Regions from separate parts of the Homo sapiens genome. Here all the other regions are linked to region 1. The links are chromatin contacts, found by Hi-C or POLR2A ChIA-PET in ENCODE. All regions are on one chromosome and are shown on one strand. Each heading gives the region's core, a stretch centred on a gene start or an enhancer-like site at or near the end of the contact. The rest is flanking DNA. Distances are from core to core; before and after follow the strand shown.

Region 1 (3,811 bases), core at 929-3,428:
TGGTTTAAAGACCTTTACATCTCTGTCTTGTTCACACGTTACTGTAGTCATTTACGTAAACTTAGGAACTAAGAACCGACTTATTTATCACAACCTATTGGCAGGAAAAGGGTCACATAAAAAAGAATCTTTATTGGTAGGTTTTTTTTTTTTTTTAAAGCTAATAAACAGTGCTAGTGGAAAGTATGCTGTTATCAACCATTATTGAAGTAAGTGGGTTTCTGGACTGAAAAAAAATAAAGAAAACATCTAAATGTCAGTGTGCAAATAGAAAGTAGCAGTCAATTAAATGAGGCAGTGTGTGGTCACCATAGATGGCCAATGTCTGTGTTATTAGGGAAAGAAGAGAAGCCGGGAAGGAGGAGGAGGTTTCTGGGGTTAACCTGTGTTTTGCTAACTGGTGTTAGTTAGTCTCAGATAAGAGCTCTATGTAAACCAACTTTGGCCCAAATTGACTCATTGAAAAACACCTTGTTTCAAATTTTTTCCCCCTCTATGACCAAAAAGTTACCCAAACCTTTGTGTCACATATTTAAGGATGTTCAAGGCAACCAATTAGTATTCAAGCATTTAGAATTATTTTGAAACATCTTCTGTGAAAAACAATTTATTTCCTATTCCAAAATAAATGCAGAATATTCCTAATATAGTTTGATAGTTCCTCCTCAAGACTTATCATTCAAAGATTGGGCAAATTGACTTGAAAGAGAAAAGTTAAGCTATTTCCCTAATACCAAGGCAATGCAGGTCAGCTGCAGTGCCTAATGTTTATAAAACTTGTAAATGTTGAAACCCACACTTGGTCTGAGAGAACATCATGCTCCAGTTTGTTCTTAGGAATGTGTTTCTGATGTGTGTGTGTGTGTGTGTGTGTGTGTGTGTGTGTGTGTTTTCCAGAAACCAACTGGGAAGGGCCCTAAGCTGAGATTACTGTTGAGAAGTAAATTGTGCTTTTAAAGTGTCCTCCAGCAAAATGGTCTCCTGGCTGTCTTTGGAAATGACGTATCAGTCCAGATGCCCTTTTTCTTGATGGATTGCTAGGATTTTTACTCACCACCGATGGAAAATTCTCATAGTCTGGAAGGGTGGAGCGTCTGCCTTCTATCATGATTGTACACAGATGAGCAAAGCTCCTTGGCAATGAGTGAGGCAGACGGGCAGTCAGGTTCGGACTGGTGCAGCAGGTAGGCTGCTGCTAGGGAGGAAGGAAGAGGCACAGAAGTTCAGGGCGTGAGAGGGTATGCGAGAGATGTCAACAATCCAGGAGCTGGCTTGCTTCTTCCTTTAGTCAGTGGTGCAAGCTTCAAGTGGATAATTCAAATGAATCAATGGAAAGGCCTCTTTTAACATTTGATTTGTTTCTTCAAAGAACACAGATGAAGTTTTTCTCATCTCTTTAGATTAGTGATTCTATATTGGTGAGGGAGTGGAAGAGAAATGTGGGTGTGTTGACTATATTCTCCACAGAAACTTTTTGAAGTAGCATCGTCACTCAGCACAGAACATTTTGACAATACACTTCCAGGGCAGGTGGTTTCTTACTATGTCCCTCCCTACCCCCACATACTTTGGGACTCAGAATGTAGGGAGTGTACTCTCGAGGGATGCAGCCCATACGTGAATGCATGGAGGCAGCATATAAGGTTGCAAAGCACTGACCTTCTCTTTTTATGATTCCCATTTATTCCATAGACTGTGAAGTCTGCCTGTACATTTCCAGGCTAGCAGTTTTTAATCAAATGTATGATCACTTTCTTCTGATGAACACAGTTAAGGGGCTTTGTTGTTCAGGTGAGTCTCACATTGTACTCCTCTCCTAAGAGCATTTATTATTACTTGCTACATACATTTTTGACAACCTGACAATGACTTTTTTGTCTTAATTTGGAGAAAACATACTCTGAGCTTTTGAAGTTGGTGTACTTGTTAAAGGAAGCCAGAAAAGCTTTTCAACCATTTGAGAGGGTGTGAAATACAGAAGGGGTTGTGCGTTTCTTCCCCCCTCATCTCTTAGAGCCCTGTTACCCAAGAGAGTTCACCAATTACCCAAACCAAGTTTCATTTTGTTTTCTCTCTAGTTTGAAAACTGTTTTTATTGCTTCAACTCTCCTTGTCTAGGAGAGCTGTTTCAGGTTTTTAGAGTCCTAAGAAAGGCTTCACTGGCTCTCTGCCAGCCTCCTGTCCCATTACACGCTCAGGCTTGTAGTCAGTTACTCTCTGCTGGTTTTGCTAAACCACTCTTGGGTCTTTCTTGGCCTCCTGCCCCGCATTCCCCTTCACGTTGTAAACGTAGCTTTTTAAGTTGGTCCCTTGATTGCTTCAAGTAATTGATCTGTTGGCCTAAAAATGAGTGGCTCTGATTCAGAGGTAGGAGTTAAACCAGATTCTGCCTAGGGACAAGTGTGTTGGGAGCTCTGCTTCTCTGGAGACAATGGTCAGCAGTGTTGCAACCAACTCCATGTCTGGTGCACCAGATGGTCTCATTGGGTGGTAGGGTGGCCAAACCTTGTGTGAGCTGGCTCACTTGTTCATTCATTCATTCGTTTACTCGTTCTTTTTTGTATTAGCTTAAAAATGCTTATACGCCGGCCATGGTGGCTCATGCCTGTAATCCTAGCACTTTGGAAGGCAGAGGCGGGAGGATTGCTTGAGTCTAGGAGTTTGAGACCAGCTTGGCCAAAACAGTGAGACTCCATCTCTACAAAAAAAGAAAAATAAATTAGTTAGGCATGGTAGAGTGTGCCTGTAGTCCTAGCTACTCAGGAAGCTGAGATGGGAGGATTGCTTGAGCCTAGGGGGTTGAGGCTGCAGTGAGCTATGATCATACCACTGCAATCTAGCCTGAGTAACAGAATGAGACTGTCCCCCCAACCCCCCAAAAACAGAAAACAGTATTCCTATCATATGCATTCTCAACTCTGCAGAGGTCCTGGGTCACATTTCCTGCAAAGTTGCACTGCCTCCCATAGGCATGAGACCTCCACATGGACAGAATTTCATGAGTGTTCACCTTGGTGTTGCTACTTTGCAACATAGACTTGAAGATTCAGAGAGGAGATGTGGTAAGAGTTTATTTCTGGACAGAGAAAAGCTACACCATTCATCTAGATCTCATTAATCTGTATTCATTTTGACATGCTTTTCTGCAGTTGACGTTTTTATTTATTAAGCGCTTTACAAGATATTCAGTATCATTATCGAAGCTATAATTATTAATGATCAAAGTTAGCAGTACTTGTTTTAGCTGTCATCTTCATCATCACCATCACCATCACCATCGTCATCATCAGGGCCACAACAGCCTCTTCTTTTCTCTTAAATCTTCCAGCAATTCTTCAACTTTGCCTGTATATTTATCATACAACATAATCCTAGTATTTAGTAAATGCTTGGTCTTTGATTTCTTATTTTCAAATGCATGTCTTTAGAACCAGAATGTGTGTAGCTGTTTTCTGGCCTGAATTTGGGCTGAGATGATGAGAAGTTTAGTTGCCACTTTCAGCTAAGTGGAAGTGTTTTCCCCATTTGGACTCCGGGTCATTGACAAACGTCATCACTGTTTTTAGTTGAAATGTGCTTCCATGTGGCTGTTCATCAGCACACCCATATCTAGACGTGTGCTAGCCTCAGTGAGAGTTGCAGAATCTGTGTATTCATTTCCTTTATCTAGAAATCCTCATTATGGTACATAAAAGAGCTTTCTATCGCTTTTTTACATTATAGTAGTTATTCGTTATTATTATTATTATTATTATTATTATTATTATTATTATTACTGAGACACCGTTTTACTCTCTCTTTGCCCAGGCTG
Region 2 (3,811 bases), core at 411-2,910, 110 kb before region 1:
CTGGTCTCTAATTCCTGGCCTCAAGCGATCTCCCATCCCCCCTCAGCCTCCCAAAGTGCTGAGATTACATGCATGAGCCACCATGCCTGGCCTCTGGCCTTCTTTTCACTTTAGAAAAAAACAAAAAACAAAAAACAAAAAAAAACACAAAAAAAACTTTTTTTTTTAGAACTGTTTTAGTTGGGGAGCCAAAATTGAGCAGAAAGTACAGAGAGTTCCCGTATACCTCCGGCAGAGCCCTGGCTCACTATCTACATCCCCACTAGATCCATGTATTTGTTTAGGTTTTGGGGGTTTGTTGTTGTTTTGAGATGGAGTCTTGCTCTGTCACCCAGGCTGGAGTGCAGTGGCACCACCTCAGCTCACTGTAGCCTTGACCTCGAGGGCTCAAGCAATTCTGCTGCCTCAGCCTCCTGAGTAGCTGGGATTATAGGCACATGCCACCATACCCAGCTCATTTTTTTTTAATATATATTTTTAGTGAAGGCGGAGTTTCACCATGTTGGCCAGGCTGGTCTCTAACTCCTGACCTCAAGTGATCCGCCCATCTCGGCCTCCCCAAGTGCTGGGATTACAGGCATGAGCCACCACTCTAGGCCTGTATTTGTTTTAATTGATTAATCTACAATGACACATCATCATCACCTAAAGTCTATAGGTTCATTAGGTTCACAGTTGGTGATATATATTCTGTGGGTTTTCACAGACATGGAATGACATGTATCTATCATACATCATATATTGTATCATATCATATCATGTCATATCATATCATATCATACCGAATAATTTCATTGCCCTAAAATACCTCTGTTTTCACTTTTTAATCTCTTTGTGCACACATCAAAAATTCCTTTTGTGTTTTTGAGTTTCAAAAGTGTGCCACAAACAAGAAATTTGGGATCTGCTGAGCCCAGCCTCAGACCTGTAGGGGAAACAAAGAGGGCAACAGGAGGTCACGAAGGCATGCTGTGCCCACTTTTGGAAATTGTGAAGGAGAGTGTCTCAAACATGTAGGCTTGAGCCACTCAAAATTCTGGGAAATAGGATGTTTTGTAAAGAAAGTTTGCTACTGTCACTTCTGAGTAGTTGCAGTCCCTCCCAGTACGTGGGTATCTTCGGTGAGAACAAATTTCCTGGCAGCTTGAGGACTCCGTGTGTTATTCACATGCTTTATTTAATAGACTTGCCTCATGTGACTTTCTATATCATCCTTTGTGTCTAAGTGATTTGCACTGGGAAGATAGTAAACGCTCCCACTTTATATGCAGAAGGTTGAAAACACCATGAGTGTTGCAATCTGAGGTATCTGCCCTTAAAGAAGCAATATTTACTGAAATGCAGGGCACACGACTTTTCCAGCAAACCACACCGCCGTCCTTTTGTGTGACGAAATAATTATTTTGAGATACCGACATGCGTGACGACCAGATAATTATCTGAGAAAACTTAGCATCTAATGATGCTGTTTTGAGATCACAAGAAAGAATTATATTAGCTTGAGCTGAATTGTTCTTTTCCCCCTGTCTCTCTTTAGTTGTAAAAACACCCACAAATGTGAATGCTTCAGGCCTGAACTTGTCAACAGCCAGTGGCTCATTGTAGACATAGGGATGTCGCCTGTGTTTGGGGCTGAGACACCAGAACAGGTGTTCTGTGGGAACTGAGAATGTCTACTGCTGCACACCTTTAATCTCGGGTCTTCTTTCTGGTGAAATACCCGTGATTCATAACTCAGTCACGTTACTGAGGTATGTCTCTTCGGATAGATTCTATCTCTAAAAACTACAGATTCTATCTCTAAAAACTTAAGTCAAGGGATTTTCAAGCAGTTGTTTGATTTATGTATGTGAACCTCTCCGTTAGGAGAAGAACTTTTCTTTGGCAAACACCATAGGAACGGAGACCTTAACAAAAGAATTAGGACTCTCTTGTCCTGTTTTAATCTCAAAGCTGTCCCTGCGCTGGTGCGGCTGGCCCACTTGTGCCTTTGTGAATTTGCAGAGAAGAGGCTGGGCGTGGGGGGACACATGACTAATCCGCCCTTTCTTTTGTTTGTGCAACAACTCAATTCACTGTCACCACATCAGCACATTTGCTGCAAATCTCAGTGCCCTCTCACTTTCGTTTTATTTAATGCGTTTCTACATTTTCCCAAGGCCACATGAGCTGTTTTCTGGCGCGTGGTATGCCTGCCTCAAATAACTAACATTGCCTGGGTCTTGGAATCTGAGCCTTCATATTCTCCGATATATTATTTGGTCCTATTGTTCCTTAACTTGCTCATCATTCACACGGCGAAGGAAATTCCATTTGGTCCTTTTAAGACCGCCAGACTAGCTGACTTAAACACTCAGCTCCAGCTACTTCTGAATATTTCGGTTCTTTATTGAAATGGTCCTTTTAATGTCATCTTTAATTTAATCAAATAGTGTCATCAAAATAACATTTACTCTATTACTGAAAATTCACTGCATTATTAACTAGTGTAACTAGACAAAAAAGATGGTACAAACCCCCATGGAAATATATACTTACTGTAAAAATGGATAGAGTTCATGGATGTTCTATATTTAATTTGCACTTTCAAAGTACTCTCTATGGAGAGGTTTTATGGTTCTGAAATAATTTAAAAACACACTTTACTACAATCCATAGCAGGTAGTTTTGCCAATTTGGGAAGTTATGGTGCCTTGCAGTTTCCAAAGTAAGCTGAACAGTGTTTTTTAACAGTGCTGCCCCTCTCTCCCACTAGAAATGCGAGTCCATCCTTTTACCAAGTGTGGTACAACAAAGGTTTCTCTGGTTTTCTTTTGGTATTCTCAGACAACTGAAATATAAATTACATGGTATGTGCAGGTATCACCAGGATGCAATTAGTTTGATGAAATATACCAAGTCGTCAATGCCACTTTGGATAGTTTAATCTGAAAATAGGACATGGTTGGGGTAGTGGGCACAGGGGAAGGAAGGTTATGTAATTTTAAAATTCTTCCTTTGATTCAAAAGAAAAAAACATGTTTGTTGCATTCAACTCCATAGGGTGAGCATAGCTTAGTGGGGAGAGATTTGGACTAAAAAATAAGAGTTCTGGGTTCAAGATCTGAGGTAAATTATTTGCTAGGCCTTAGTTTCCCATCTGTGAAAAAAGGGAGTTCTATAACAGCAAGACATTTAATATTAAAATAATGTAATGTTTTTAAAAATGCTTGTCTACCCACTTTTTCTTGAGATTAGTAAGACCATCTTCCAATTAGAATGTTTATCCGAACTTACCGCTAGGTATTTCCTTGTAGAGTATGAAAGTAAAATATCAATGGGCCATCTCTACGTCAAGGTTCTCGTTCTTCTCATTACTGAGAAATTATGTTCCTGGAATAATATTGTACAGACTTAGAAATAAGGGCATTGAACTTAATTCATTTATTTTTCAAAAGGCATGTATTTTTTACCTGTTGCTATATCTGCTGCCAGCCAAGTGCTGTGCTTGGCCCTGAGAAAGCAAAGAGAGATAGAGATGTCCATGTTTTGGAACTTGACGTCCATTAGGGGACATAAACATTTGAAAAGATAACACTAACAAGCTAATTCAGGTATGATAATAAAAACCTTCACAGGGTTAGCCATCCATCTATCTGTCCATCCATCTATTCACTCATGCATTCATCCACCTGTTCATCCATTCATCTGTCCATTCATCCATCTATCCATCCATCTACTTCTAGGTTGTGAGAACCCGTAGTATTGACTCTCAGTGTGATAGGAAGGCCAGTGTCTTGGTGAAAGATCAAAGAGCTCATCAAAATTTGTC
Region 3 (3,811 bases), core at 572-3,071, 92 kb after region 1:
TACGGGTAGTTATTGAATTGGTCACTGGCTACCCCCTGAATCATTACCTGATTTTTTACTGAGTGTTCCTACCTGTGAGTAAAGGGTGCCTGGTTTTGCACAAGTGTTTTCTTGGCCCAAGAGATATTTTTATATTTGCCTTTGGGTTGATGAGATGCTGGTATGTATCATTCGTTCAGCCATTCTTTCAGTAAGTCATCACGGAAGTCTGCCTCTGTGACAGATTCTGGGGCTCTAAGGCGGAATTTACTTCTTCAAAGTACAGTTTCCTGCCTTGCAAGTTTGGAGTTAAGGCCACGCAGACCAGAGTTACGTGCACAGGTTGTAATACTCTCTCTTGTCCCTGGTTGCCTGATTCAAGTTAGGGGCTTCTTCTGGATTCCGTAGGTAGGATGCTGACTCTCAGCTGTCCTGATGCCACTGGTGTTCCTCTAGTAGGCAACATTGATGGTAAACATAGAAAGTCATGGAAGGCCTCAGTTACCTCTAGCCCTGAAGACACAGGGATACCCTTGGGGCGGAGACCTTAGGGACAGGACAATAAAGATCAGGCCTTGGGAGATGCAAACAGTTTGCCCTTGGACCATGTCTTCTGCTTTCATCCTTATGCTCTCAACAGATCATGCCAAGGTCCTGTGTTCACCGCCTTCCTGAGTCCCCATTCAGAGGCTCAAGAATTGAGACAAAAGGGCATCCTGCAAATTTGCTGCCCTGGAAGCTGTGCTGGGGGAGCCAGTAGAGACTTCAGGTGGATCTGGAGGTCCTTCCCCAACCTTCTGCAAACCATGTCTTCCCAGAGAGCTTCTAAGCCAAAGCAAAGGTGTTGCTCTCTGCCTCCTGTTGCTCTGTAATTCATCTCAGCAACCATCTTTCCCATCTCTGGGAAGAGAATGTTGTCCCCCAGAAAAAGTCCTTATGGATAGATTTAGTTATTGCTTATGGTTTAGAGAAAGCGCCTTTCAACAGTCACATGCAAGTATTCTTTCAGGCATTTATCCAAACACACAGGATGAGGCCTCTTTGTCAAACCAGTGTTTGTTGACAAGCGACATTTGTGTGCAGGAGATGGCTCATTGTGTGTGTTTACTTGGAGCTGTTATATATGCTGGGGGAGACACTGTGTATACAAACCTAGGAGGGAGAGATTGGGAGGAGGGAAGAAAGTGAGGAATAGGCTTAGTGAGAAAGAGACCAGAGAAAGAGAAAAGAAATAAACATTAGCAGGGTGGTTAAACATCCAAGCATTGAAAACTGCGTGGTGGAGCTATGTACTAACTGGGGGGTCTTGAGGAAGCCCATTAGTCTCCCTGAGCCTCAGTTTAGTAGAAGTAGGAATCGTCATTAAGGCGCCTAATTTATGAAGTTACTCTGAGCTCTATAAGAGATAAGCATACAGAAAACTTTGGACAGTGCCTTGCACACAGTCAGTAATCAATGCATATTCATCATGATGTTAGAGAAAGGCCGGGCATGGTGGCTCACACCTGTAATCCCAGCACTTTGGGAGGCCGAAGGGGGTGGATCACCTGAAGCCAGGAGTTCAAGACTAGCCTGCCCAAAATGGAGAAACGCCATCTCTACTAAACATACAAAATTAGCCTGGCATAGTGGTGCATGCCTGTAATCCCAGCCACTTTTGAGGCTGAGGCAGGAGAATCACTGGAACTGGGAGGCGGAGGTTGCAGTGAGCTGAGATCGTGCCATTGCACTCTGGCCTGGGCAACGAGCAAAACTCCACCTCAAAAAAAAAAAAAAAAAAAAAAGAGAGAGAGAATAAGGTCAGAGGGGGAAAAGAGAGAAAGTGAAAGCAACAGTAAGGAAGAGAATTGGAAAAAAAAAAAAAGGAACTGATCTGGCTGTATCTGTCGAGTTGCTTCTGCCGTTTCTAGCCCAGCCCACGGTTTTCCCTCTGCAGGGTGTCTGTGGGCATGGTTTGCAAATAAACAGTGAGAAGTATAAGCTAAACATAGACTTTAGGCATATACATAATAGGCAGGCGTGATCGCGTTCACCCATTCAGTTTGCCATATAAAAGCTTTTCCTCGGTGCCACTTTATGGCCCAGAAACAAGGCTACAAAAACTTTAATACTGCTTTTTATTTTATAGAAAAATATAAATCAATACTTTCATGTCTGTTTGACGTGTTTGGGAGCTACAGCAATTGAGGCTTGCCAGTGTCTGGATGCCCCACCACTACCACGCCACTTAGCTCAGAGTTTGTTTTTTTCCTTCCACCATGTGAAATGTTGCTGGTTAACCAGTTAAAACGGGGAGATGGCCATGATTGCTTTTAGATTGCCACTTCCACATTGAGTGAATTTTATAATAAGAAGCCATTTTTTCCCCGACAGGCTGCCCTTGTGCCCGCCTCTCTGACTTTGAGGTCCTCATTATTGTGGGTTTAAATGAAGGATGTTCATTCAGGCAGGGATGGGGGGATGGGGGGAGGCCACCAGGCATCAGCGCTGTTATCAGGACCTTCTATCAGGCCAAGTGACAGGCGTCCAGAGCAAGAATGCAGAGCTCATGGTGGAGACCTCCGGCTGACACCAAAGGTGACTCCCCTCACTCTAACCTTGAAAGGGAAAGTTCCCACTTTATTAAAATGAATTTCGAAAGGGCCGCTCTGACAGCTGCATAATTAAATACTGGAGTGTCAGCGATAATTTATTCCACTCGCATGTGGTGGTCAGATCCTTTTCACTAGAGGGTCAGCAAACTCAGTGACAGAGGCAAGGAGACAAGGGATTCAGGGCCCTTTGTCATTTATGTAGCACCAGCCCTGAAATCGGAGACTCATAAAACCTACAAATACACACACAAACACAAACCAGGCAAACCCACACACCACAGAGAAGAGGCAAAGTGTGCATAAAGATACCCTGTTGTTATTCACCCAGTACAACTCTCTAATTCATGTATAAACAGTAAGTGTAAAATGTTCCACACCCTTATGTATAGACTTTTAACCTCTATTTGAGGGTCTCTGGGAGGACCATAGTTGTTTCTGAAGTATCACTTATCCTACGTTCCATGTAAGATCTCTTTCCTAGGGTAAACTTGATATGGAAGGTCTTCACAGATTAAAACGAAGGAAAAAAAAAAAAAAAACTAGATAAATCTCCCTGGACATGAACTTTTGTAGAAGTAGTTACAATGCTAGTGACCTCATATACTCATGGTAACGGCTTCCGGCATCCAATGACCTTGCCATTGCGGAGGTCAATTTCATGTGTGTGTGCACACATGGGTGCGTATATGTTACAGAGGGAAACTTGCCTGTTTGAAGCAGGTGTCGTGGAAACAACATGGGCTTTAGAGCCAGACATGGAATCCTTTCTTATGATTAATGCAGCTAAATTTCCCACTGCAGCCGGTAGCATATTGCTTCATAAATGTCTATAAAAAAATACGAAAAATAGAATCAGAGCAAATTCAGCATAGACCTCCTTGGGATGTTTATTCTTTGTTTATGTTGGTGTTTTGTTTTGTGTTGTTTCAGCTGGGGTGCAGTTGTATTCTGTTCCCTCTTTGCTAGTTCAGAGGCAGTGAAAGCGTGCTTCTCAGGACTCATTGTCCAGAAGATTCTGCCTACAGCTGGTTTTACGCAGAGAAGTAGCACACAAACCCAGTCCATGATTTCTTATTTGACTCTGTCCTGTTTACTCTGTCAGGGTGAAAAGCACAGGCCAAGCTCGGCTAGTCAAAGCATTACTTTGTCACAGGCAGGCTTGGCTTCTCCGAGTCAGCCTGAACAAATTACATCCCTCACTCGGTCGCCGAACCGGGAACAGGGTTATAACTCAGTCT

The links. A loop is a pair of places that touch in the nucleus more often than their neighbours do. ChIA-PET counts read pairs that join two places held with the same protein, here RNA polymerase II (POLR2A). Pooled maps may share reads with other maps.
Region 2: a loop to region 1 is called in a map of sigmoid colon, with 1.9 times the contacts of the local background. The contact joins two enhancer-like sites. A Hi-C loop is called at or near these places in 1 of 168 maps with a recorded cell type or tissue (sigmoid colon), 4 of 37 single-sample maps with no recorded cell type and 9 of 50 pooled maps. POLR2A ChIA-PET finds 5 or more read pairs at or near these places in 3 of 52 experiments (activated CD4-positive, alpha-beta T cell, activated CD4-positive, alpha-beta memory T cell and activated CD8-positive, alpha-beta memory T cell).
Region 3: a loop to region 1 is called in a map of sigmoid colon, with 2.5 times the contacts of the local background. The contact joins two enhancer-like sites. A Hi-C loop is called at or near these places in 1 of 168 maps with a recorded cell type or tissue (sigmoid colon) and 6 of 50 pooled maps. POLR2A ChIA-PET finds 5 or more read pairs at or near these places in 1 of 52 experiments (OCI-LY7).

The regions. Positions count from the first base shown.
Region 1 is chr16:79,069,418-79,073,228 of GRCh38, forward strand. All of the region lies in intron 8 of WWOX (WW domain containing oxidoreductase), which reads left to right. Among named protein-coding and RNA genes, the nearest start is that of MAF, 530 kb to the right of the region's middle. Within about 2 kb of position 2,179, at least 2 of the 41 ENCODE cell types and tissues checked have a DNase peak (open chromatin) inside an H3K27ac peak, as active enhancers do.
Region 2 is chr16:78,955,856-78,959,666 of GRCh38, forward strand. The region is part of intron 8 of WWOX (WW domain containing oxidoreductase); the gene reads left to right. Among named protein-coding and RNA genes, the nearest start is that of WWOX-AS2, 460 kb to the left of the region's middle. Within about 2 kb of position 1,661, at least 3 of the 41 ENCODE cell types and tissues checked have a DNase peak (open chromatin) inside an H3K27ac peak, as active enhancers do.
Region 3 is chr16:79,162,055-79,165,865 of GRCh38, forward strand. The region is part of intron 8 of WWOX (WW domain containing oxidoreductase); the gene reads left to right. Among named protein-coding and RNA genes, the nearest start is that of MAF, 440 kb to the right of the region's middle. Within about 2 kb of position 1,822, at least 4 of the 41 ENCODE cell types and tissues checked have a DNase peak (open chromatin) inside an H3K27ac peak, as active enhancers do.